2 separate regions of the Homo sapiens genome follow, and region 1 is linked to region 2. A link is a contact called in ENCODE Hi-C or POLR2A ChIA-PET data. All regions are on one chromosome and are shown on one strand. The core of a region is the stretch at or near the end of the contact, and the rest is flanking DNA. Distances in the headings are between cores, read along the strand shown. Region 1 overlaps LOC105379173 (a long non-coding RNA gene). Region 2 has its middle 31 kb from the start of CDC42SE2.

What was found. Hi-C counts contacts between places; a loop is a spot of excess contacts on that map. ChIA-PET counts read pairs that join two places held with the same protein, here RNA polymerase II (POLR2A). Pooled maps may share reads with other maps.
Region 1: a loop to region 2 is called in a pooled map, with 2.0 times the contacts of the local background. The contact joins two enhancer-like sites. A Hi-C loop is called at or near these places in 1 of 168 maps with a recorded cell type or tissue (GM12878), 14 of 37 single-sample maps with no recorded cell type and 8 of 50 pooled maps. POLR2A ChIA-PET finds 5 or more read pairs at or near these places in 4 of 52 experiments (T-cell, activated CD4-positive, alpha-beta memory T cell, activated T-cell and 1 more).

What each region holds. Positions count from the first base shown.
Region 1 is chr5:131,391,557-131,398,621 of GRCh38, forward strand. LOC105379173 (a long non-coding RNA gene) reads right to left here. Exons shown (of 3, transcript XR_007058929.1): 3 at 3,084-7,065. It overlaps CDC42SE2 (CDC42 small effector 2), which reads left to right. Exons shown (of 5, transcript NM_001375635.1): 5 at 1-3,116. Among named protein-coding and RNA genes, the nearest start is that of CDC42SE2, 130 kb to the left of the region's middle. RefSeq lists an enhancer at 4,467-4,666. Within about 2 kb of position 4,667, at least 2 of the 41 ENCODE cell types and tissues checked have a DNase peak (open chromatin) inside an H3K27ac peak, as active enhancers do.
Region 2 is chr5:131,229,338-131,235,964 of GRCh38, forward strand. It overlaps a transcript of CDC42SE2 not described here. Among named protein-coding and RNA genes, the nearest start is that of CDC42SE2, 31 kb to the right of the region's middle. Within about 2 kb of position 1,299, at least 2 of the 41 ENCODE cell types and tissues checked have a DNase peak (open chromatin) inside an H3K27ac peak, as active enhancers do.

The sequences.
Region 1 (7,065 bases), core at 3,417-5,916, 170 kb after region 2:
AGCTACTCAGGAGGCTGAGGCACGAGAATTGCTTGAACCTGGGAGGCAGGGGTTGCAGTCAGCTGAGAATGCGCCACTGCGCTCCAGCCTGGGTGACAGAGCAAGACCCTGTCTCAAAAAAGTACTGATACTAAAGATAATCTCTTGGGTAGTAATTTTACAGTTAAGACTTCATTGTTTATAAACTTTTCAAATTAATTAAAAAGACTACTTTGAAAAAGGATAAACCCTGAAAATGTAGAAATAATTTCAAGTTTTTTTTTGTTTTATAGGGTTATTGTGAATTTCTATATTTTCTCTGTCCACTATTCTGTAATTTTTTTTTGTCCTGTGATTGCTTTTATTTTGAATTACAAAAAAGAAGTGTGATGGCACCTTGTCCACCCTGTCGTGATTATTCCAGTGAGATGTTACTGTTCTGCTCTGAAGAAGATACTGTCAGACGAATCCTGCATTTCCTTCAGCTGGCATGCATGCCTTTGGACTCATGGACAGAGTTCTTTGGATTGTCACTGAATTTTCAATGTTTAATCAGTATGGATCTGATCTTCGCATGATCTTTTTTGTGAATGCTAACACCATTTTGCAGTTTTTTTTTTCTATTTTAAACATTTTTCTTTTCACTGCCGACCCCCTGCCTTACGATTTTATTGGAAAGCAAGGACCTGCTATTATTTGTTAATTTGCCATCATTTATGTATATTTTGGAAGGTATGAGACCCACAAGCACAATGATCATTTTTATTTGTTTGTTTGTTTGAAACTTCAGCAGAATAGATATCTGCATGCTTTATGAAGTTGTTGCTTCGGTAAGAGCCCATGGGATGCCAGAAATTAACATTTCTTTGCTGCCATGGGCTGATGATGCTGCTATTAGATAAAGTTTAGCTGTGGCACCAAGTCACATCATTTTCATAGAAAAAGATTACTTGTAGCTTATTTTAGAAGTATGACCTTTTGGTCTGTTTGATTGATTGATTAGAATTGCAATAAAAGAAAAGCTTGCATTCATAAGGCATTCATTCTGTTGTAAATGTTCAATATATTTATTTTGAGAGCAAGGACCTGTGGTTGTAAACAGGTGTGGTTACAGGTGTGGTTATGTATCTGAGTGTTGCGGTCATACTCTCCTCCAGTCCAATCCTGAGCATCTTCATCTTATTAATTAGCTGTTCGTTTCTTTGTGCACTCATTCTTTTATTTTTACTTCTTTTTAATGTTATGGTATCCAGTTGTTTCCAGTAGCAGTTTCTTGAACTTCTGGCCTGTACTACTAACTGCAGACCTCCAGAGTCACTGGCCTTTCTGTGCTCTACATATTATTTTAGGGGCCACATCAGTTGCCAAGAGCAACATACATACCGACCTGGCTGAATTATTGCCAGTGAAAACAACCTGTACGAAGCCTTTGCTCAGGTTCTAAAATATGTTTGTCCTTGCACGAATTTTGTATATTTCAAATATTTCTGTAAAGGTTTCTTCTTTTCTGTTAGAGTGTGGTGTTAAGCCAGAGTCAGTGGTTTGTGTTCTCATTAAAATGTTTGTTTAAATCCTATGTCCAATTCAAGCCTATCTAACTACATTTGGTAGGATTAACATTTCATATAACAAATGGGGCTTAATTAAAAACTTTAACTTGGAATAAAGGAACAGGGATCACTTTATCTTCTGCCTTCATTTACCTTAGTCCAAGATTCTTGCAAAACAGGCAACTGAACAAACATTAGGTTTATGTAGGTAAAATGTGAAAGCATTTCTCCTCCACTTTTTAAAATTTAATTTACCCAGTACAGCGGGGCACCAGATTACTTGATCTTTGTATTTTGCAGTTTTGAGCCTTTGTGTCAATCCCAAGCACAGAGAGGATCTGCCAAGGAAAAACATTTGCATCTTCGGAGTAGACATTTTGCAGTTTGTTTAATAACAACTTCTAAAGTAAGTTGAATTCATCCATTGTCACTGATTCACCAAGTGGATGTTGCATTGTGGAATTTGCCTGAGTACTGTTGTCATTCTGCTCAGCCAGGCACGGTCAGTTTCTTGGCCAGGGACATTGCTATGTGCTGTGTGCAAGCTCTTTAGAAGAGAGATTGGATTTTCTTGGCATTATCAGCACTCATGCTATTTAGTCTACTTCTATTTTGACTGACTCTTTAAATTAGTACAATTTTTCTACTTGTCATATAACTCCTGGAACAATAGTACGGGAAGCCGTGATCCTTTTCCCTGACTCATGATTTTAGTCTTTTTCCAAATCGCTGTTTTTTTTTTTTTTTTTTTTTTTTTTGCTGCTCCAACGACCAGCATGTGTTGGAGCAGATCTCCATGGTAAGCCAAAAGTGGACTTGTCAGCCTATAACTACTCTGCAGCTGCCACTAACTCTACAGGCACAGTAACTACACTTTATACAGGAGCACATGCCAAAGTGCCTGGGAGGTGCCAATAAAATCAAGAAATAAGAAAACTACAAAAAAAGATACGGTATTAACCTTGGACATAATTTTTTTTAGGGAGGCAGCTTTCCCACTTTTATAAAGGGGGTTGTAAATCTCAAGAGGTCATTTGTTCCCCATAGCAGCATATCTCATTTTTAAATTGAAGCGAATTAAATAGGATTTTACTACTCAACATTCATTATACTGTTAATCTTTGCTGAAATATATGCTAACAAATGTTAAGCAAGGGAAACTGAAGACTTAGTCATGTGGATTGTTAGCAGTGATCTGCATTCTGTAAAAGAGGTACTTTCCCATGATGTAGGCATGAAGTGGTGCCAGTAAGCGTAGAGCGGAAATGTTGACTTTAGTTAACATTGGGTTTAGCATTTCCAGTGCAGCATTATCAGTGGGCCTTTAAAAATACTTCGTAAGTACATTAGCTTTCACTTTGTTGTTAAATTATAGCAGACTCATTATAGAGAACAAGTTTGCCTTGATTTTGTTTAAAATGACTTCTGCTAAGCACCCAGAAGATAAAATTGACATATTTTTATAATATAAGCATACTTTTTTTGTACATTGTGTTCATTCTTGAATAAAATGAGTTCTGTGTTGGCTTGTAGATACTAAAAAGAAAGTATTGATTTTGATTCAATAAATGTTTTCTTTCAATCCTGGTTGGCCTTTCCTTTAAATTTTGTTTAGTTTTTCTTTTCTTTCAAGGAAGGAATTATTTACCAGAATTCAGTTAGAGCACCTTTTTTGCATTCTTATATTTTCAGTCATGATTCCTATCATGCAAAAAACAACTTAAAACTTTTTGATTTAAAAGAGAATTTAAATTTCTATCATTGTAATCTTTAACTTCACAGTTCACCTCTTAATTTAACAAATACCTAGTCAGAATGAAAATTAAATGGATAGAAATAGGACTAATAAAACATTTATGCCTGGTGCAGTGACTCACAACTGTAATCCCAGCTCTTTTGGAGATGGAGGTGGGTGGATAGTTTGAGACCAGCCTGGACAACATGGTGAAACCCTTTCTGTAAGTTTTTATTGCCTATCAACCACATGATTTTTAACAGAGGTATCAGATATCTACACAGCTTTCCATGATGAAGCATCTTGTCCTTATAGTATATGTAGGACTTAATTAAAATGAAATTAAATTAAGAATTCTCCTCATACTTAGCCACATTTCAGGTGCTTAGCAGTGTCATGTAGTGATCAGCTGCTGTATTAGGAAGTTATAGACTATTTCCACCATCACAGTTTGGGGAGTTAGTTTGTAGTTTGCCTCTAAAATGGTTTATGACACTGGTTCCCATAGGGAGTGATTTTGCTCCCCATGGAGACATTAGAGCAATGTCAGGAGACAGTTTTGGTCATCACAGCTTGAGGAGGGGGTGGTGCAGGCTCTGGGGAGTGGAAAGTAGGGATGCTGGTAAATATGCTGTGATGTACAGGACAGCCCCCACCACAAAGATTGATTGGGTCCAAAATGTCCGTGCCACAGCTAAAACCTGTTTTAAGACAAAGAAGATCTCTACGTCTGCATACTCACCAGGTGTAACCTGTTAGGGACTCTTCGTTGCATTAGATCATGTGCACAGGTAAGTGAGGTGTTCTGCTGGTCGAATACTGAGAATAGGTGAGTTAGGTTTTGTTTTATGAGAATTGCCACAAAACATTCTAAAAACAGAAAAGACAAATATTAGGAAAGACTATTTCAAAACTTCTGGTAACTTTTGTCCTTATCCCATATCCAAAGATTCTAAAAAGAAATTGGCTTAAAATGAAGTTCTTTGCAAAATAAAATTCTGACAATCCCAACTATGAAAAAGTATCTGAAGAAACTGATGTTGGTAGACCAAGAGCAATTACATTGTGAGCTTATGTTTTTAAAGGATATGCATAAAATGTTGAAGGAGGGGCACATAACCACAAAAAGAAATATCTATAAAATAATAGAGTATCAGAGTCTAGAAATTGCTAATATTTATGAAGACGCAAACATCTACAAAATTGATAAAGACGAAGGAAATTCTGTGCCCTCGGCTTAAAGTACACTATACACAAACTTAAAAGAAGTCATTGAAACTTTACCTTCTACTTGTCTCCATCTAGAATGGTCCAGTAAGAATGAAACCATTAAATTACTCATCTTCATCTGACTTTTTATGTTGTAGCACCTTAACTTTTGGTTTTCATAGTGTTTCTCAGACTATGAGGGTTTGCCTTTGATACCTTGTCCCAGGATTCCTTGAGCCCTGGAGTTCAAGGTTACAGTGAGCTTGACTTACGATGGTGCCTCTGCACTTCAGCCTGGGTGACAGAGCAAGACCCTGAATCTTTGAAAAAATAAAAGTGTTTTTCAATGAGCTGCTCCATCTATGCAGGAAGGAAAAAAAAAACTTTATTGTAGATATATGCAACCTCTAGGCTCATTTTGACCCCTACCTCATCTTTTTAATGCCCATCATCTTAATGTTGTATCTGGTTTGCCTTTGATGCCTAGAAGAAGAAAAAAATCTTTGCATTTACTAAAGAAAACAGTTACTCCCTGAGTAAGATCAAGTGTTTGATCTGGGACCTTATAAGGAAGTTCTCAAAGAATGGTGATCTTGGTATTGAAGAAAGCTGATTTTCATCTCATTAGAAGGTAATCTTTGCAGAAAAGTAAAGCCGGTGCTTCATTCTAACCCCCAGATTTTCTATTTTGTAAATCCAAGCTATGGAGTTCATTAGAGCTTTTACAACTCACTAGAACTCATGAGTTCAGTAGCTTTAGACAGTTAAATGCAGCTGAGAACCTGCCTTGGGGGCCCAGAAAGAATTCCTAGGCTTATGGGAATGTTTTTTGTTTTGTTTTTCTCCCTTAAAGGAGCAGCAAGCAAGTAACACACTTCTTTCAAAATCTTCAGAGCCTCACCTAGTTACCTATTTCTTAACCATTGCTTTAAGTTATATAAACATATTCATCCTTTTTATGTCTGTGTCTTTCAAATAAATATGTAAGCTGGCAGAGTCCTTTGCCTTAGACACCACGCCTTCCCCCAGAGCCTCCGCTGCTGCTGTGCTCTCCCGCAGGGCTTCATCTGCTGGGCGCTGCTTCCTTAGGGAGTATGTAAAACATTTCAGCTGCTGTTTCTGGGTTTCTGCAAAAAACTGTTTTTACTTTTCAGAAATACTGCAAAGGAAGTAAAAACCACTCTGCTTCTGTCTTTTGGCAAAACCACCCAGATTCCAAATGGGGTAATTTTAAGTTCAATCTCTTTCCAATGTCCATAATGTCCATTGTGTCCTATTATCATTTTTCACAAGTGTATGTAGGTTTTGCTCACCTGATTTTCTCTGGATAGGTACAGCGTAAGTGTACCTAATAAGGGACTCGACTGTCCCTCTCTAAATGCAGCCACATCCAATCTGTGCACAATGGAATTAAGGCCACAGACCATCTAAGCCAATAGCATAGAAGGATCTGTTACTCCTAAAACCAGAAACAGAAACAAGCAGTCCTTTGTCCCTTCTTCCCTCTTTTCAATCTGATATTCCTATAGGAAACTAGTATGATCAGATAGACATTTTAGAAAAGTATCAGCTGGGCATGGTGACGCATGTCTGTAGTCCCAGCTACTTTGGAGGGTGAGGCAGATGGATCACTTGAGCCCAGGACTTGGGTCCATCCTGGGCAACATAGCAAGACCCTATCTCTTTTAAAAAAAGAATCTAAGGGTTGGACACAGTGGTTCACGCCTGTCATCCCAACACTTTGGGAGGCCGAGGTGGGCAAATCACAAGGTCAGGAGTTCGAGACCAGCCTGGCCAACATGGTGAAACCCCATCTCTACTAAAAATACAAAAATTAGCCAGGCTTGGTGGTGCACATCTGTAATCCCAGGTACTCAGGAGGCTGAGGCAGGAGAATCGCTTCAACTCAGGAGGCGGAGGTTGCAGTGAGCCAAGATCGTGCCACTACACTCCAGCCTGGGCGACACAGTGACACTCCGTCTCAACAACAACAAAAGAATCTAGGAAATATTCATTCTACTGTGAAGGACACAGTAGAGGGTCAGGCAGTCCAATCTGTGATTAACGGGAGTTTTACAAAAAGCAAGGAAAATGCTCTTCAGAGGAAAAAGATTTTAAAAAAAAGTCTCTTGAAATTTCAAAAAATTTGTTTTTACATTTATACTTTCTCACTTCACAGCCCTCAAGGACGTTTTGTTCTGAAGACTCTCATATTCAGCTCTGGGAAATAATTATTTCTCTGATTATCCCTTCAACTTTTGAAGATTACCAGATTTCTCAACAGCAATACTGTGGTCTGGAATAAAAGGGGGCACTTCCCTCAGACTTTGGAGAAGACATTATTTTGAACTAGAATTCTGTCTACAGCCATACTCTCAATGAAGTAAGATGGCAGAATAAAGATGATTACACTAGCAATGAATGGCTTTACTTTCCACACACCCATCCTGAAAACACTCTGCAAGAATAGAGAACAAATCCAGTAATAAAATTAAATCTCAGGATTTCTAGGTCTGAAGCCAACCTAGAAGGCATTCTATCCAAATTAGAACAAACAATGAGAGATTTTTAGAACAACTGTTTACAAGAAGC
Region 2 (6,627 bases), core at 49-2,548:
ACTGAACATTAATTAACCCTATACAATTTCTTCCTGTAGCCTGTAATTTAATTTACTATGTAATTTTATTTTTGTTATTATTATTATTATTATTTTAATTGAGAAGGGAGTCTCACTGTGTTGCCTGAAATGGTCTTGAGCTCTTGGGCTCAAGCAATTCTCCCGCCTCAGCCTCCCAAGTAGCTGAGACTATGGGCAGGTGCCAATGCACCTGGCTAATTTACTCAGTAATTGTTTTTTTAGCAATTTAAGAAAACTTGGAGCTCTGACCTAAAGTAGGTTGTTTGTTTGTTTTTAAATAAAGAAGAGAGAAAGGCCGGGCATAGTGGTTCATGCCTATAATCCCAGCACTTTGGGAGGCCAAGGTGAGTGGATCTCCTGAGCCCAGGAGTTTGAGACCAGCCTAGGCAACATGGGGAAACCCCATCTCTATTAAGAATACAAAAATTAGCCACGCATGGTGGCACGAGCCTGTAGTCCCAGCTACTCAGGGAGCTGAGGTGGGAAGATCACTTGAGCCTGGCATATAGAGGTTGCAGTGAGTCAAGATTACGCCACTGCACTCCAGCCTGGGTGAGAGAGCAAGACCTTGTCTCAAAAAAAGAAAAAAGAAAACTGTAACAGGTATCTATCTATGTACACAGAGCCAAGATTTAACACTATCATTTTACCATGTTTTCTTTGAATATCCTTTCTTTTCATTTAAGAAATAAAACCTTTCCAATATCATTTATAAGCATGGTATTGATTTTATTTAATGATCTAGTACCCAGAAGCACTAGAAGGTTGCTGAGCATCCTACTTGTTCTAATGACAATTCTGTCGCCTCCTTTTAATTTCGCATAATTTCCTTTGGGCTTGTCCTATTGCTGAATCTAAGGCTTCCAGTACAATGTTCACTGGAAAGCATTAAGGGCAGGCATCTTTGTCCTGTACTTGTCTTCAAAGGAAATTTTTCTACTGTTTCACCACTCATAATGATGTTTGTTGCAGTTTACTGGATACCTATTTCAATTATTAACCAATTTTTGAAAATGTAAACCACTTAAGTATTTCAAACAGGAAAGTTAGCTCGGGGAATTAATTACAAAATTATTGAAAAGGCGAAGGGGCAAAAAAGTGAAAAATGGTGTCACTCCAAGCCCAGGAAGTCTGTGCTTCTGAGCAGCTGCAGCACAGCTATTTCTGCTGCTAGAGGCTGCTGCAGAAGAAAACAAATGGATTCTCTCCCTTTGCCACCTTTTAAATCCCCACCATTGTCTCCTACTGACAGAATTGAACCAAACCACAGCAAGGGAACATGGGAAATGTAGTTGTCAGCCTTCCAGCCCTCCAGTGATAGAGAAGAGAAAATGCAAATGCAGGAAAGAAACCGAAAACTAAAAGTCAAATAAATTTCACAGTATTCTCCTTCACATTAGGGAGTTTCTGTCTATTCGTAGTCTTCCAAGGGGTTTATCGTTTGTTTACGTTTTCTGCACCTATTGAGACGTTAATATAGCTTTGCTTTTTAAATCTCTTAACGAGAATAATGAATTATATTACAGATTTTCTCATTGTTAAACCTGTTTTGCATTTCTGCTATAAAGCCTACTTGATCATGATACATCTATAAACATACATACACACACATGTATGTATATGTTTTCTATATGTGTATTTACATGCTTGATTTTATTTCCTAACATTTTGTTTAGGGATTTTACGTAAATGTTTATCAGCAGTATTGACCTTTAGTTTTTCTTTCTCCTTGCTGTCTTTGTGTAATTTTGTATCAAAGTTATACCAGTTATACCAGTTTGTGTCTTCTCCCTCCTTTTTAATTCTCTGGAAGATTAATTGTTATTTGAAGTTTGGCTTTTTAAAAATCTCCTATAAAACACTAAACCTAGTACTTTAAATGAGGACTTGTTTTAGATTAATGATTGTATTTTCATTCATATTTTTCTTTTTGAATCTGTTTCTGGAATTAATATTTTTCTAGAACATTATCTTTTTTTAAGATTTTCAAATTCAGTGGCATAAAACTATTAGAAGTATTTTAAAATAAATTTTAATATCCCAACTCTATCAGATCATTTTTGTTGCATAACAAATCATGCAAAAGCAACAAAAAAAACATGTATTGTTTGTTATGATTCTGTGAGTTGGCTGAATGGTTTCTTTCGGTCTGGGCCAGTTTGGTTGGGACTGAATGGTCTAATCTAACACGACCTTTCTCATATCTCTGGTGTTTGGCCGGCTGGTTAATCTAAAGAGGCCTATCTGAAATTATCTTGTCTTTTACTTGTGAGTTTAATCAGTTCACATTAATTGTGATTTCTGATGTATTTTAATTTATTACTACCAGTCTTACCTTTGCTTTTTGTTTCTTCCTTTTTGCCTTCTGTTGAAATCATTAACTTTTCTTCACCCTTTCTCTATTTTAGAATTGTTATACTTTTTTTTCTTTTTTCTTTTTTCTTTTTTTTGGAAATGGAGTCTCACTCTGTCGCCCAGGCTGGAGTGTGGTGGCACGATCTCCACTCACTGCAACCTCCACCTCCCAGGTTCAAGCGATTCTCCTGCCTCAGCCTCCCAAGCAGCTGGGATTACAGGTGCGCACCATGACCCCTGGCTAACTTGTATTTTTAGTAGAGACAGGGTTTCACCACGTTGGCCAGGCTGGTCTCAAACTCCTGACTTCAAGTGATCCACCCGCCTTGGCCTCCCAAAGTGCTGGGATTGCAGGTGTGAGCCACCACGCCCACCCTAGAATTACTGTACATTTGTTACCTATTTTTTTTTTCTTTTGAGACAGGGTCTTACTCCAGTAGCCCAGGCTGGAGGGCAGTGGCTTGATCTCGGCTTACTGCAGCCTTGACTTCCCGAACTCAGGTGATCCTCCCACCTCAGCCTCCCTAGTAGCTGGGACTACAGGCGTTCACCACTGTGTCCTGCTAATTTTTGTGTTTTTTGTGGAGACGGGGTTTCTCCATGTTGCCCAGGCTGGTCTTGAACTCCTGAGCTCAAGTGATCTGCCCATGTCGGCCTCCCCAAAGTGCTAGGATTACAGGTTTGAACCACCACACCCTGCCTATACCTATTCTTTTAGTGGTTACCTTAAAATGTTATCCTGGGCACAGTGGCTCACGCCTGTAATCCCAGCACTTTGGGAGGCTGAGGCGGGTGGATTACCTAAGATCAGGGATTTGAGACCAGCCTGACCAACATGATGAAACCCCATCTCTACTAAAAATACCAAACATTAGCCAGGTGTGTTGGCGGGCGCCTGTAATCCCAGGTACTTGGGAGGCTGAGGCAGGAGAATTGCTTAAACACAGGAGGCGGAGGTTGCAGTGAGCCGAGATCATGCCACTGCACTCCAGCCTGGGAAACAAAAACAAGACTCGGTCTCAAAAAAAAAAAAAAAAAAAAACAAAACAGAAATATTATCCCGTCTTTAAAATAGCTCAAGTTTAAAATGTGTTTACCCTCTTTTTGACTAATCCTCATCATGCTTTTTCTGCCTAATTCCCATCATCTTCCATATTATTGTTCTCTGATATTTTAATTTATTTTTAATTATTTTATGTTTTGACTAGGCTGCACACAGTAAAAAAAAAAAGAAAAAAATTTTTTGAAAGCTACAAAAAGGTGTACAGTGGAAAGGCTTCTTCCCATCTCTGTCCCTTGCTTCCAAGATCACCTTCTCAGAGGCAACCATTAGTACCAGCTCCTTGAATATCCCACCAAAGGTAATGTGTGCATATACAAACACATACGGGTCTGTATATATTTTTTCCTTTCTCGTATAAGGGATAGCATAAGACCCACACTGTTCTACATGTTGTTTTTCCATCTAAAAATATTTCTTGGAGATTATTTCCTATCAGTACATATATAACTATAATTCTTTATAATTTATATAAATATTTATGATAATACAATAGTTTTAAAATTCTTAAAATGGCCATTGTATGCATGTAGCATAATATATTTAATCAGTCACCTACTATGGATATTTATGTTGTTTAATGTCTTTGCTACTAAAAACAATTTTTTTGTTTTGGGACAGATTCTCACTGTCACCCAGGCAGGAGTGCAGTGATGCGATCTTGGCTCACCGCAACCTCCGCCTCCTGGGTTCAAGTGATTCTCCTGCCTCAGTCTCCCAAGCAGCTGGGATTATAGGCATGTGCCACCACACCCAGCTAATTTTTGTATTTTTAGTAGAGATGGGGTTTCACCCTGTTGGCCAAGCTGGTCTCGAACTGACCTCAGGTGATCCTCCCTGCCCCTGGCCTCCCAAAGTGCTGGGATTACAGGTGTAAGCTGCCATGCCGGCCTAAAAACAATATTTTAGTGAATATATTTGTATAGACCTCATTCTGCACACTATATGTATATTTGTAGTATAAATTCCTTAAAGGGCCTGCATCAAAGGGCATGTATGTTTTAATTTCAATCAATTCTCCAAATTTCTTTCATTATCGTCTTATATTCTGCCTCATTAAAACTTCCCATGTACCCCTCTCCATACTTTTTCTGCTTTTATTGGTGGATGTTGATACTCAGGGCAACCTTGAAAGCCTCATGTTGAAGAGGACAAAGTCACCATCAACCTATAGGTCCCTAAATGACTTCATGGATCAGACCTCCATCCCTACCTTTTCCTCTTTCCTTACCTGCTCTTACCACTAGGAAATCTGGCACTAGATTATTATATGTGCAAGAAAAAAAAATTCTGTTGTATTAAGTAAATGAAATGACGAAGTTTATTTGATGCAGCAACTAGCATTTCCCTATCTAGTCACCTTACAAACTCACTGAATAAATTTTTACAAATAATTGTTTTAAAAAAGATTTCTCTATATCCTTGCCAATGATTAGAAACATTTGTTGTTTGCAAATCAGATAGGTAAAGAATTCATCTTATTGAAGTTTTAAGTTGCATTTCTCTTATCTTATTAGGGTTTTCTGGATAAACAGAATCAATAGGAGATAGATAGATAGATAAATACATAGATAGATAGATAGGCCGGGCGCAGTGGCTCACTCCTGTAATCCCAGCACTTTGGGAGGCCCAGGCAGGTGGATCACAAGGTCAGGAGTTCAAGATCAGCCTGGCCAAGATGGTGAAACCCTGTCTGTATTAAAAATACAAAAATTAGCTGGGTGCAGTGGCGGGCGCCTGTAATCCCAGCTACTCGGGAGGCTGAGGCAGGAGAATTGCTTGAACCTGGGCGGCAGAGGTTGCAGTGTGCCAAGATCGTGCCACTGCACTCCAGCCTGGGTGACAGAGTGAGACTCTGTCTCAAAAAAAAAAAAGAAAAAAAAAGAAAAATAGATAGATAGATAAAGAGAAGATTTGTTATGGGAATTGGCTCATGCAATAATTATGGAGGCCAAAAAGTTCTTGCCTTCTAGAAGCTAAAGAACCAGAAAAGCTGGTGGTCCAATGTCCAAGGGCAGCAGAAGATGGATATTCTAGTTTAGAAGAAATAATTTGTCTTTTCTCTACCTTTTTGTTCCAATGGGCCCCTCAGCAGATTGCATGCTTGGTGAGGGCAAATTTTTTTTTTTTTTTTTTGAGACAGTCTCACTCTGTCGCCCGGCTATAGTGCAGTGGCACGATCTCGACTCACTGCAACCTCTGCCACCCAGGTTCAAGTGATTCTCCTGCCTCAGCCTCCTGAGCAGCTGGGATTACAGGCACCCGCCACCACACCTGGCTAAATTTTTTGTAGTTTTAGTAGAGAAGCGGTTTCACCTTGTTGGCCATGCTGTTCTCAAACTCCTGACCTCGTGATCTGCCTGCCTCAGCCTCCCAAAGTGCTGGGATTACAGGCGTGAGCCACCGCGCCTGGCCAGTGAGGGCAAATAGTCTTCACTCAGTTTACTGATTCAAATGCTCAGTTTACTGATTCAAATGCTAATCTCTTCCAGAAATACTCTCACAGACACATCCAGACATTTTTTTTTTTTTTTTGAGATAGAGTCTCGCTCTGTAGCCAGGCTGGAGTGCAGTGGCATGATCTCGGCTCACTGCAACCTCTGCCTCCTGGGTTCAAGTGATTCTCCTGCCTCAGCCTCCCGAGTAGCTGAGACTACAGGTGTACACCACCACACCCAGCTAATTTTTGTATTTTTAGTAGAGACGGGGTTTCACCATGTTGGCCAGGATGGTCTCGATCTCTTGACCTTGTGATCCACCCACCTCAGCCTCCAAAAATGCTGGGATTACAGGTGTGAGCCACTGTGCCTGGCCTATTTTTGTTTGTTTTTGTTTTTTTTAGACAGAGTCTCACTGTGTCACTCAGGCTGGAGTGCAATGGCATGGTCTCGGCTCACTGCAATCTCCACCTCCCGAGTTCAAGCAATTCTCCTGCCTCAACCTCCCGAGTAGCTGGGACTACAGGCACGTGCCACCACACCCGGCTAATTTTTGTATATTTAGTAGAAATGGGGTTTCACTATGTTGGCCGGGCTGCTCTCGAACTCCTGACCTGGTGGATCCGCCTGCCTCAGCGTCCCAAAGTGCTGGGATTACAGGTGTGAGCCACCGCACCCGGCCCCATCCAGAAATAATTTTACCAGCTATCTGGCGTCCCTTAGGCCAGTCATGTTAACACATATAACTAACCA